Linked DNA regions of Homo sapiens: region 1 is linked to region 2. A link is an interaction called in ENCODE POLR2A ChIA-PET data of the cell type or tissue named here. Cell type or tissue: PC-9. All regions are shown on one strand. Each heading gives the region's core, and the rest is flanking DNA. Links, peaks and the distances in the headings are about the cores only. Region 1 overlaps TLK1 (tousled like kinase 1). Region 2 overlaps LOC107983995 (a long non-coding RNA gene).

Region 1 (5,382 bases), core at 89-5,088, 250 kb before region 2:
TATCGTCATGGCTCACTGCAGCCTTGACCTCCCTGAGCTCAGGTGATCCTCCCACCTCAGACTCCCAAGCAACTGAGACTCTAGATGTGTGCCACCACGCCTGGCTAATTTTTGTATTTTTAGTAGAGACCGGGTTTCACCATGTTGGTCAGGCTGGTCTCAAACTCCTGACCTCAGATGATCTGCCCGCCTTGGCCTCCCAAAGTGCTGGGATTACAGGTGTGAGCCACCACGCCCAGCCTTATTATTACTTTTAATATTTCTTATATACTTATATATCTCAGTATTAACATAAGCAGATAAAATAATACATAAAAGGTAATGATGAGCCCAGATCTTGTGATTTTTCCCTAATTTTCAAAGTAGCAGCTGATGAACATAAACAATCAGAGACCATAGCTTAAAAGATAAAAACTATAGCAACCAGAGGCTGATGCAACTCCTTCTCTGAAAGTAAATCACCAGCCCCTGCTGGACAGATCCCCTGCAGCAGCGAGTCTTGTGACTTTACTTACTGGAAAGTACTTACCTTGTTGTCAGCACAACTGATGAAAGAAAAGTTACTTCACAAAACTCATTTACAAAAATTTAATACCTTGGCTTCACTGCTTACAACCGGTTTTACAGGGAACTGGACTTCTGTGGCTTTTAATATTGTATTTTCTTGAAGAATGTCTTGTTGAGATTGATTGTGACCAAATGGCTTAAAAAAAAAATTAAATGTTGAGATACTTTTCTCACAAAATATTTAAACACAGATATCATTTCTGTTTAAGCGAATTCCCAAAACCGAAAATCCAAATATCTTGTGTTCTAAAATCTTCCTCAGTTATTTGAAACCTGAGATGAATTCTCATACAAACAAGCTATAATTGATAGCAGGCCAAGAAAGCCTACCTAACAGATCTTCAACATAGATTAAACACTGTAAGAAGAAGAAAATAATGCTGTTGCAATATAAGATAAAAACATAAATTTAAAACTTTATTCTGAATAAACAATGAAGTTCAGTTAGAGAAGAGATGAAGTAGTAATGAAAATGTCTATGACAATTTCCAAAGAATAAAATACTGTGTGCATCACAGGCGAATTTAAATGAAGGAGCTCTGGATTTGGAGTGAGGAGATCCCACACAAATCCCTTAACCTCTCTTCCCCTATTGATGAAGGGATGGGGTGGGATGTGGGCTAGTTAATATTTATGGTAACCTGCACTTCCAACTTCAATATAAAAAGAAGTTGGGAAATAAGACTAAGTTTGATGGTATTTCCCTGATGAGCAACGGGGAAACTGCCCACCCAGGCCAAACTGTGTGTGTGGGTGGGGTGGGGGGTGTAAGAGGAGGTCAAGTGAATGGTGGATAATGAAAAGTATTGACTCCAGTATTCCCAATAGCAGACAAATATTAGCATGTTAACAGATAGTTACTTCTTTTCTTAAAAAAAGGAAAGAAAGCAAAAAGTAGGTCAAGTAAACTGGTGTGACATTAAAATAATTCTGATCCATGGAAATTTTAGGAAGAAATAGAGGAGAAGCCTGGCTTTCTTTAGAAGGATCTAAATTGACTTTAAGTTAGTGAAATTTTGCTTTTAAGAAGGAAAAATTCAACTTAATTTATCTCTGTAGAGCTGAAGGCTGGTAGAATTCAATTTACCTTTCTACCATAAAGACACTGAAAGAAGATGACTCCAACCGACCATACATCAACCTTGTTGGAAATCTTTGGTGGCTCTTTTCCAACTACAAAACACTCAGGAGGTAAATACCTGTAAGTTTTGTGGGAGAGAAAAAAGGTTACTACTGACAATCTGTAACTTAAAATCTTCTAAGTGTAAAATCTTAGAACACGAATTTTATTCATATATAAACTCTAGGACTCCCATCAGTGAAAATCATCAACTGAACTTCTGGAGCATTTACATTCTTTTATCATTTAACTCTAGAGCCAACACATACAACATTGTGATAAAGTTCATCTCTATCTATCTTTATCTATCTATCTATCTATCTATCTATCTATCTATCTATCTATCTACCTACCTACCTACCTACCACCTACCTACCTACCGAAACAAAAACTTAAAGAGATTACAATGGTCTTATTTGCAGTATCTAATAATAGTAGAAGAAACCCTCTCCCATCCTCCTTAACCACTGTTCAAACTGTAGGCACTTCTCTCCCTAAAATATACACCTGATCACATGGTTCTTTTGTTCAAACAACTTCGACAGCACTTACTGCCAACAAGACCTTGTATCTCTTGTTTGTAACACAAGACTCATGCTAATCTGGCAACAACATACATTTTCAAAATCTGCACACACTATCTTCCCCCACCCTAACCCGCCAAATTGGCTAGTCAAAACCAATTCACTTGCATCTCCACTCGGCTCTCCTTTATCCTCTGAGCTCTTGAATATGACAATCACTACTGCCTTCCCTAATCACTCCAATTACTTAGCATCTTTTCTTCTTCAAGACCCACCCAACCCCCATAAGCCATCTTTTGCTTCTCCCCAGGTGGCTCTGCTTTTCTCTGTGTTACTGCAGAATGGTGCAATGCCTCTATTATGGCATTAAACTACAATCACACCAGACCGTGAGCAGCTCAAGGAACTCTTATTCACTGTGCAGTTTCAAGCACTAGCAGTGTCTGAAACACAATGGGTATTCAAAATTACTATTTTAAAAATATGTAAGTCCTATTTATAAGTTCATAATTTTTTTTGATACAGGGTCCAACTCTGTCACCCAGGCTGGAGTACAGTGGTACGATCATAGCTCACTGCAGCCTCACACTCCTGGGCTCATGTGACCCTCGCACCTTAGCCTCCCAAATAGATGGGACTACAGACGTGCACCAGCACACCCAGCTAATACTTTCTTCTTTGTAGTGATAGTCTTGTGCTGTTGACCAAGCTGGTCTCGAACTACTGGCCTTACGTGATCCTCCCACCTTGGCCTCGCAAAGTGCTAGGATTACAGGCATGAGCCACCACACTAAGCCAGTTCATAATTTTTAATAGATGAAGGGTAAAAATCAATTTGTCATCTCCAGTTATAAGTAAAAGATCCATCACAAGGATGCAAGCATCTCACACCTCAAAAATTTAGATAAACTTAAAATTATCAAAACAAATAATGCTGCTCAATGGGAATTTACTATTTTTTTTAAAAAATGCAGTTTTGTATTCACTATGCTAAAATCATTAAGATTTCAGCAAGATGTTGACAGATCTCTTAAAATACACATGAAACTTCCGTGAAGTAAAACCAGCAAAGATAACCAATAACTCATTTGTAATGCAGTAAAAAGCTGGATTTATTTTGTCAATAAAAGTGTGTATTTTACGCAGGTGTCTATGTGTGTAACTGAAACAGGAATAGCTTGTAAAGATTAAGCTATACTCTCTCCAGGCACAAGGTGTATGTATGCAAGGAGAGCAACCACAGAAATTGACGTCAAAGTAACTTGGGAAAAGATGTCCACCAGGATTTAGTGAATTTGAGACCAGAGAGACAAAACTAAATATTTTAAGTTTCTGAGGATGAAAGGTAATTTATAAGAGCAATATTATATGTGTATTCTAAAATATACGAGTATTTATAGTGCTATCCAAATATATCAAATACAGTTGACCCTTGAACAATATAGGGGTTGGAGGCACTGACCCATGCAGTTGAGAATCCATGTATGATTTTTATTTTTATTTTTTTTTGAGACCGGGTCTCACTGTGTTGCCCAGGCTGAGTGCAGTGGTGCGATCACGGCTCACTGCAGCCTCGATCTCCAAGCCTCAAGCGATTCTCCCACTTTAGCCTCCCAATTAGCTGGGACCACAGGCACACACCACCATGCCTGGCTAATTTTTTTAAAAAATTTATACAGACAGGGTCTTGCTATGTTGCCCAGGTTGGTCTTCAATTCCTGGGCTCAAGTGGTCTTCCTGCTGGGATCAGAGGCATGAGTGAGCCCCCATACCTGGCCACATGTCTAACTTTTGACTCTCCCTAAAAAGTTAAAAAGTTAATTACTAGGCTGAGCGTGGTGGCTCATGCCTGTAATCCCAGCACTTTGGGAGGCCGAGACGGGTAGAACAGGAGGTCGGCAGTTTGAGACCAGCCTGGCCAACATGGTGAAACCCTGTCTCTACTAAAAATACAAAAAAATTAGCCAGGCATGGTGGCGGGCACCTGTAATCCCAACTACTTGGGAGGCTGAGGCAGGAGAAATCGCTTGAACCTGGGAGGCAGAGGTTGCAGTGAACCAAGACTGTGCCATTGCACTGCAGCCTGGGTGACAGAGCGAAACTCTGTCAAAAAAAAAAAAAAAAAAAAAAAGTTAACTGCTAATAGCCCACTGTTGACTGGAAGTTGACTTACTGATAACATGAACAGTTAATTAATACATATTTTATATGCTGTATTATATACTAAATTCTTATAGTAAGCTAGAAGAAAAAAACTGCTATTAAGAAAAATCGTAAGAGAAAATCACTATTCATTAAGTGAAAGTGGATTATGACAAAAGTTTTCATCCTTGTCATCTTTAGGTTGAGTAGACTGAGGAGGGGTTAGTTTTGCTGTCTCAGGGGTGACGGGGGAAGAGATGAAAGGGGAGGCAGACACACTCAGTGCAACTTTACAGACATAATTTGTTTTGCTTTTTCATATAGTATCAATCCTTCTTCCACCACTTGCTTTAGTTTCAGTGCCTGTATTATAGAAGGGTCCATGTCATAAAAGTCAAAAGCAATGTCTTGACTAATAGAAACCCTTCTGCCAGGCTGTCTAATGTCAACCTGTTTTCTGGCAGTGCCTCTTCTACTACTACTTTCTCATCTGGCACCAGTTTGGAAGCACTCATCTCCATCAAGTCACCTTAATTCCTCTGGAGGGGTGTCTTTTAGCTCTTGAATTTCTCCAAGATCCATATCTTGAAACCCTTCACCCCACCTTCTTTGCCATATCCACAGTCTCTTTCATGATTTCCTTGACTGCCTCTGTCATAAATCCTGCAAAGTCATATGCAACAACTGGACACGGTTTTCTCTTGCAGCAATGTACTCTTTCAGGCTTGATGGCTTTCATGGCTTTTTCTAAAACAATGATGACATCTTCAGTGGTGTAATCCTTCCAGACTTTCATGATGTTCTGTCTACTGGTGTCCTCTTTAACAGCACTGACAATCCTTTCCATAGAGTATCATGTGTAACGAGCCTTAAAGTTCCTTAAGACCTCTTGATCTAGAGGCTGAATTAGATATTGTTGTGTTTGGGGACTCATGGGCTCCTAGGTGGCCAGGGGCATTGTCCAGTATCAAAAGAACCTTAAAAGGTGATCCCTTATTGGCAAGGTACTTCCTGACTTCAGGGATAAAG
Region 2 (5,382 bases), core at 286-5,285:
TCTCCCATTGTGTACATTAATTCAGAATCTTGTGGAGTATGACTTCCATGTCCTTAAAGGCAAAGTCTTTCTCCAATATCTCTTTTCCTTGCTCTTTCTTCTTTCTGTTCAGGAAAAATTATTCTCCCCTCACCCTCCTTTTTTCTCTTCTACTACTATCTGAAGTCTCTGTCTAACCACTTTGTTTCCTTTCTTTTTTATTTATTTTAATATATTTTTTAAAAAACTTGTTTTCTTCTTTTCCTTCTATTTGGAGACAGTGTCTTGCTCTGTCAACCAGGTTGGAGTGCAGTGGTATGATCATAGCTCACTGCAGCCCCATGCTCCCGGGCTTAAGTGATTCTCCCACCTCAGCCTGCTGAGTAGCTAGGACTACAGGCATGCCCTACCATGCCCAACTAATGTTTTAAGTTGTTTTTGCAGAGACAGGGATCTCACTATGTTGCCTAGGCTGGTCTGGAACTCTTGGCCTCAAGCAATCCTCCTACCTCAGCTTCCAAAAGTGCTGGGATTACAGGCATGGGCCACTGTGTCTGGCACTGTTTTCTTTCAATGAGAAAAAATTTACTCTAGTAACTAAGTTACTAATTCATTCAATTAACCTTCTCCTTAATCACTTCTCAATTGGCTTAAGTGATTTCTTTGCTAAACCCCGCAGTTTTACAATCTGCTCTGGCCAACCTGCATCTTCAGAGAAACTTACAAAAAATCAGGGGGGTCTCTCTGGATCTATTCTGGTTCTGGGGCTGCCCAATTAAAAAAACAAAAAGAAAATAATCAAAACACTTTAAATACTTTTTTTTTTTTTTTGGAGACAGAGTCTCACTCTGTTGCCCAAGCTAGAGTGCAGTGGTGCAATCTCAGCTCACTGCAACCTCCGCCTCCTGGGTTCAAGCAATTCTAGTGGGTCAGCCTCCTGAGTAGCTGGGACTGCAGGCATCTGCCACCATGCCCAGCTAATTTTTTTTTTTATTTTTAGTAGAGACAGGATTTTACCATGTTGGCCAGGCTGATCTTGAACTCCTGACCTCTGGTGATCTGCCTGCCTCGGCCTCCCAAAGTGCTGGGATTACAGGTGTGAGCCACCGTGCCTGGCCAAGGATTTTTAAAGGAAAAGAAGAGACACTTCCTGAGTTGGTTACCAAGAATTTCCATTCTTTTTGTTGTCGTCGTTTTTAATCTACTCATCAAAAAGGAAAATAATTTCTATTCAAATAACATAAGTAGGTTGGGCATGGTGGTTTATGCCTGTAATCCTACACTTTGGGAGGCCAAGGTGGGAAAGATTGCTTTAGCTCAGGAGTTCAAGACCAGCCTGGGCAACATAGTGAGACCCTGTCTCTTAAAAAAAAAAAGAAAAAAAAGATAAATAAAATAAGCTATTGATTGGCTATATACTGTCCTTGGTATCATGAATTCCAGGAACATGAAGACAGCAGGAGAGGCAGCTAGTTAGGAACAAAATGACTTTAAACAATACCCCCAGGCATGAGTAGGGGATGACTGCAAGCCCTGCACTGTGTCTCTCTGGGCCTGCAAACCTCACAGAGCTGAGAGCTCTTTGAGCTGTTTTTCTTTTCTCAGAACCATTTAAACATAAGTTATACCATGATAAAGACATAGCCATAGGAAGTCCATACAACTCAATTGATTTATATTCTCCAAAATGGTGTCATCAATTAAAATGATGTAGATGGAATCTGATTTTCCCTTTTGAACCTGTAAGAAGGCGATGAAGTGTCTAAGGCCCTGAAGCCCATGATTTAATGAATGCTGGGTATTTATTAAAATGAAAGAAGCAAAAAACTGGAAGGAACTTTAAAATCATCCAGAGACTCCAATTCTTCTATTTTACAAATATGGAATAGCAACCTCTTACTCCATAGTCAATAAATTATATATCTAATGCTGAATAGTGTAATCTAAATAGTAATTAATCACACCCAACTTCAAATTTCATGATAACGACTTATGCATACACTACAGGAAAGTCTCTTTTAATATTCTTCATAATTTTTTCCTTGTTTTGATTGTAGCAAAGCAAAAATGAAAGGATTGCTGCAAGGAATCTTGGGCCAAGGAACTGAAAATAACTTTTTTTTTCTTTGAGATGGAGTCTCGCTCTGTTGCCCAGGCTGGAGTGTGATGGCACAGTCTCGGCTCACTGCAACCTCCGCCTCCCAGGTTCAAGCGATTCTCCTGCCTCAGCCTCCCGAGTAGCTGGGATTACAGGCATGCGCCACCACGCCCGGCTAATTTTTGTATTTTTAGTAGAGACAGGGTTTCACCATGTTGGTCACGCTGGTCTTGAAGTCCTGACCTCATGATCTGCCTGCCTCGGCCTCCCAAATTGCTGGGATTACAGGCATGAGCCACTGCATCTGGCCGAAAATAACTTCTAATGGAAATTTTGACAAAGCTTCTTCGGGAAGTAACTTTGGGGGAAATTTTGGGGGTGGTCTTTGCGTACATGGTTCAGGAAAGTTTGTCTCACTGTCTAACTTCATAGCTTTATAAATCAAATTAATGGTGTTGAGTTGTGGTATAATATAGTTGGTCTTTATTTGCCTCCAGTTCCTGGCACAGAGCTCCTAAATTATTAGAATTTCTTGAGTGATAGGTGTATCTTTTGTTATTCATAATGAGCTCCTTTTGACCATACTAGAGTTTATGTTAATGAGGTGACTCAGGGTGGCCTTAGATAGATTTAGGTTGGGGACTGGTCCCCAGAAAGACCAAACATGGGATCAGAGGGTTGAACATTTAACCCCACCCTCCAACCTCCCGGGAGGGGAGAAAGGCTGGAGATTGAGCTCAATCACCAATGGCCAATGATTTGATCAAACACACCTACAAAACAAAGCTTTGATAAATACTCTTGAACAGTGAAATTTAGAGAGCTTCTGGGTTGGTAACATTGATGTGGTGGGAGAGTGGCACCGTGGAAGAGGACATGGAAGTGTGACTGTAACAGGTTCCTTACCTAAAGCATGGCAAGTGGACACACTGACCTCAAGGATTGCAGCAGAGAAAGGGTTTAATAATCATAGGGCATCTGAACAAGGAGATGGAAGGAAACCTCAGATTTGCCTCCCTGAGGAGTTTGTAAGGGGTTTGGAGTGGGCTGAGGTGTGGGGATTGCAGGGTGAAGTCATGGACTGGAGAGATGAAGAAACTGCATTCTCATGTTGATTCAGCTCTTCTGTGGGGATTGCAGGGTGAAGTCATGGACTGGAGAGATGAAGAAACTGCATTCTCATGTTGATTCAGCTCTTCTGTGGGGATCCTCAAACTGGTTGTGGATGTCAGCTGTTCTGCTGGAATTCAGGATCTGAAGAACATCTTAAGCAACTCTTAAACAAAAGCCTCATGATTCCAACATCCGAAATCCCATCTATAGAAACAATGTGGATGCAAATGGTCAGTATCCAGTGCTATGTGACTTTCAGTTACAAGTAAGTAGGCCAAAATGCAGCCTATAATTAAGCCTCATGCTTAATTATAACTATATTTCTGTCCAGAACCTGGCATGAAATTCTTGTCAACTCTGTGATTGAAACCTCCTTTGCAAAGATTATGACAGTGAGAGAAATCTAACATGGCTGACTCCATCTTGCTTCTAGTCTCACAGGCTGGCTGTCTTTGCTCATTCCTGGGGATAGGCCAAGGTAACTGCGAGGAATATAGTTCATAGTTTAAAGCAAGAATGAGAAGAGTCCCTCCCTGAAACTGATCCCTTGTTTGTTCAGGGACTGAAACTGCCTTTGTAATGGGAGGGGCCTGACTTCTGCCAAAATGCAGGCATAATTTCTCTAATCTCTTACTGCTCAGGAGTCATGTGGCCAGAGGTCACAAATCTTGTGACTTCCCCAATTGCTCCTGTAGGAAACATCCCTGTTGTGGAACCTAAGATTGGTCTTTTGAGATGTTTTTCAGACTTTTGCATTCAGGCAACTGATTAATTCCAACTGGACTGGTGACTTATGACTCAACCAATCCTGTAGCCCCACCCAGAGGCAGACTCAGCACATAGGGACTGTTTTCCACACTCTTATGCTTTTATTCCCCAACCAATCAGCAGCACCCATTCCTTAGCCCCTGCCTGCCAAACTATCCATAAAAACCCTAGCCCCTGAGTTCTTGGAGAGATTGATTTGAGTGATAACATCCGTCCTTCTGCTTGGCTGTCTTGGGTTAATTAAGCTCTTTCTTTACTGCAATACCATGGTCTCAGTGAATTGTTTTGTCTGTGCCGCAAGCTGGAAGCACCCGTTGGGTGATTGTACAAGGACAGTTTCAGAAGCTCTCCACTTCCTTTCTCCCGCAGCCTTGCCCTATGCATCTCTTACATGTGGCTGTTCCTGAGTTGCATCCTTTATAATAAACCAGTAATCACAAGCAAGGTGCTTCCCTCAGTTCTGCAATTTGTTCTAACAAATTATCAAACATGAGGGAGGGTGATGCGAACCCCCAAATTTGCAGCCAAATAGGATAGAAGTGTGAGTAGCCTAGAAACCCAGGAATTCTACCTGGCATCTGAAGTGGGGGCAGTCTTGTGGGACCATGACTTTAACCTGTGGGGTTTGCACTAACTCTGGGTAGTTAGCATCAGAGTTGAATGGAATTGAAGAACACCCAGTTGGTGGGAGATAACTGGTGAATGGATGTTGGAACAATGTGTTGGAAAAGACACTGTAACCACCCAATGGTTTCACTTTGCCCACTGCCTAGACAGAGCTGATTTCTAAAGACAGGGGCATTGTAACAGAGAAAGTGTAATTCACACAGAGCCGGCTGTGTGGGAGACCAGAGTTTTATTATTACTCAAATCAGTCTTCCTGAGCATTTGGGTATTCGGGGATCAGAGTTTTTAAGGACAACTTAGTGGACGGGGGGAAGCCAGTGAGCTGGGAGTGCTGATTGGTGAAGTCAGAGATGAAATCTTAGGGAGTTGAAGCTGTCTTCTTGTGCTGAGTCAGTTCCTGGTGAGGAGGGGGCACAAGATCAAATGAGCCAGTTTATCGAACTGGGTGGTGCCAGCTGATCCATCAAGTGCAGAGTCTGCAAAATATCTCAGGCAGTGATCTTAGGAGCAGTTCAGGGAAAGTCAGAATCTTGTAGCCTCCAGATGCATGACTCCTAAATCATAATTTCTAATCTTGTGACTAATTTCTTAGTCCTACAAAGGCGGTCTAGTCCCCAGGCAAGAAGGAGGTTTGTTTTGGGAAAGGGCTGTTATCATCTTTGTTTTAAACTATAAATTAAGTTCCTCCCAAAGTTAGTTCAGCCCATGTCCAGGAATGGACAAGGACAGCTTGGAGGTTAGAAGGAAGATGGAGTCAATTAGGTTAGATCTCTTTTGCTATCTCAGTCATAATTTTG

What was found. ChIA-PET counts read pairs that join two places held together with the same protein. Peaks named below come from ENCODE experiments on the same cell type or tissue, not always from the same donor. Only the 100,000 strongest peaks of a DNase experiment are listed, where the experiment ranks them.
Region 1: POLR2A ChIA-PET joins it to region 2 with 11 read pairs; 3 of 35 experiments call an interaction of 5 or more read pairs at or near these places.

The regions. Positions count from the first base shown.
Region 1 is chr2:170,996,058-171,001,439 of GRCh38, forward strand. TLK1 (tousled like kinase 1) reads right to left here. Exons shown (of 21, transcript NM_012290.5): 19 at 1,655-1,766; 20 at 596-703. Among named protein-coding and RNA genes, the nearest start is that of GORASP2, 69 kb to the left of the region's middle. In PC-9, for the core only: no CTCF peak of the experiment used is centred there; no DNase peak of the experiment used is centred there.
Region 2 is chr2:171,241,614-171,246,995 of GRCh38, forward strand. It overlaps LOC107983995 (a long non-coding RNA gene), which reads right to left. Exons shown (of 3, transcript XR_923576.2): 3 at 3,020-3,394. Among named protein-coding and RNA genes, the nearest start is that of TLK1, 83 kb to the left of the region's middle. RefSeq lists an enhancer at 2,690-3,889. In PC-9, for the core only: no CTCF peak of the experiment used is centred there; DNase peaks (open chromatin) are centred at 3,278 and 3,808; H3K4me3 peaks cover 601 bases; H3K27ac peaks cover 3,615 bases.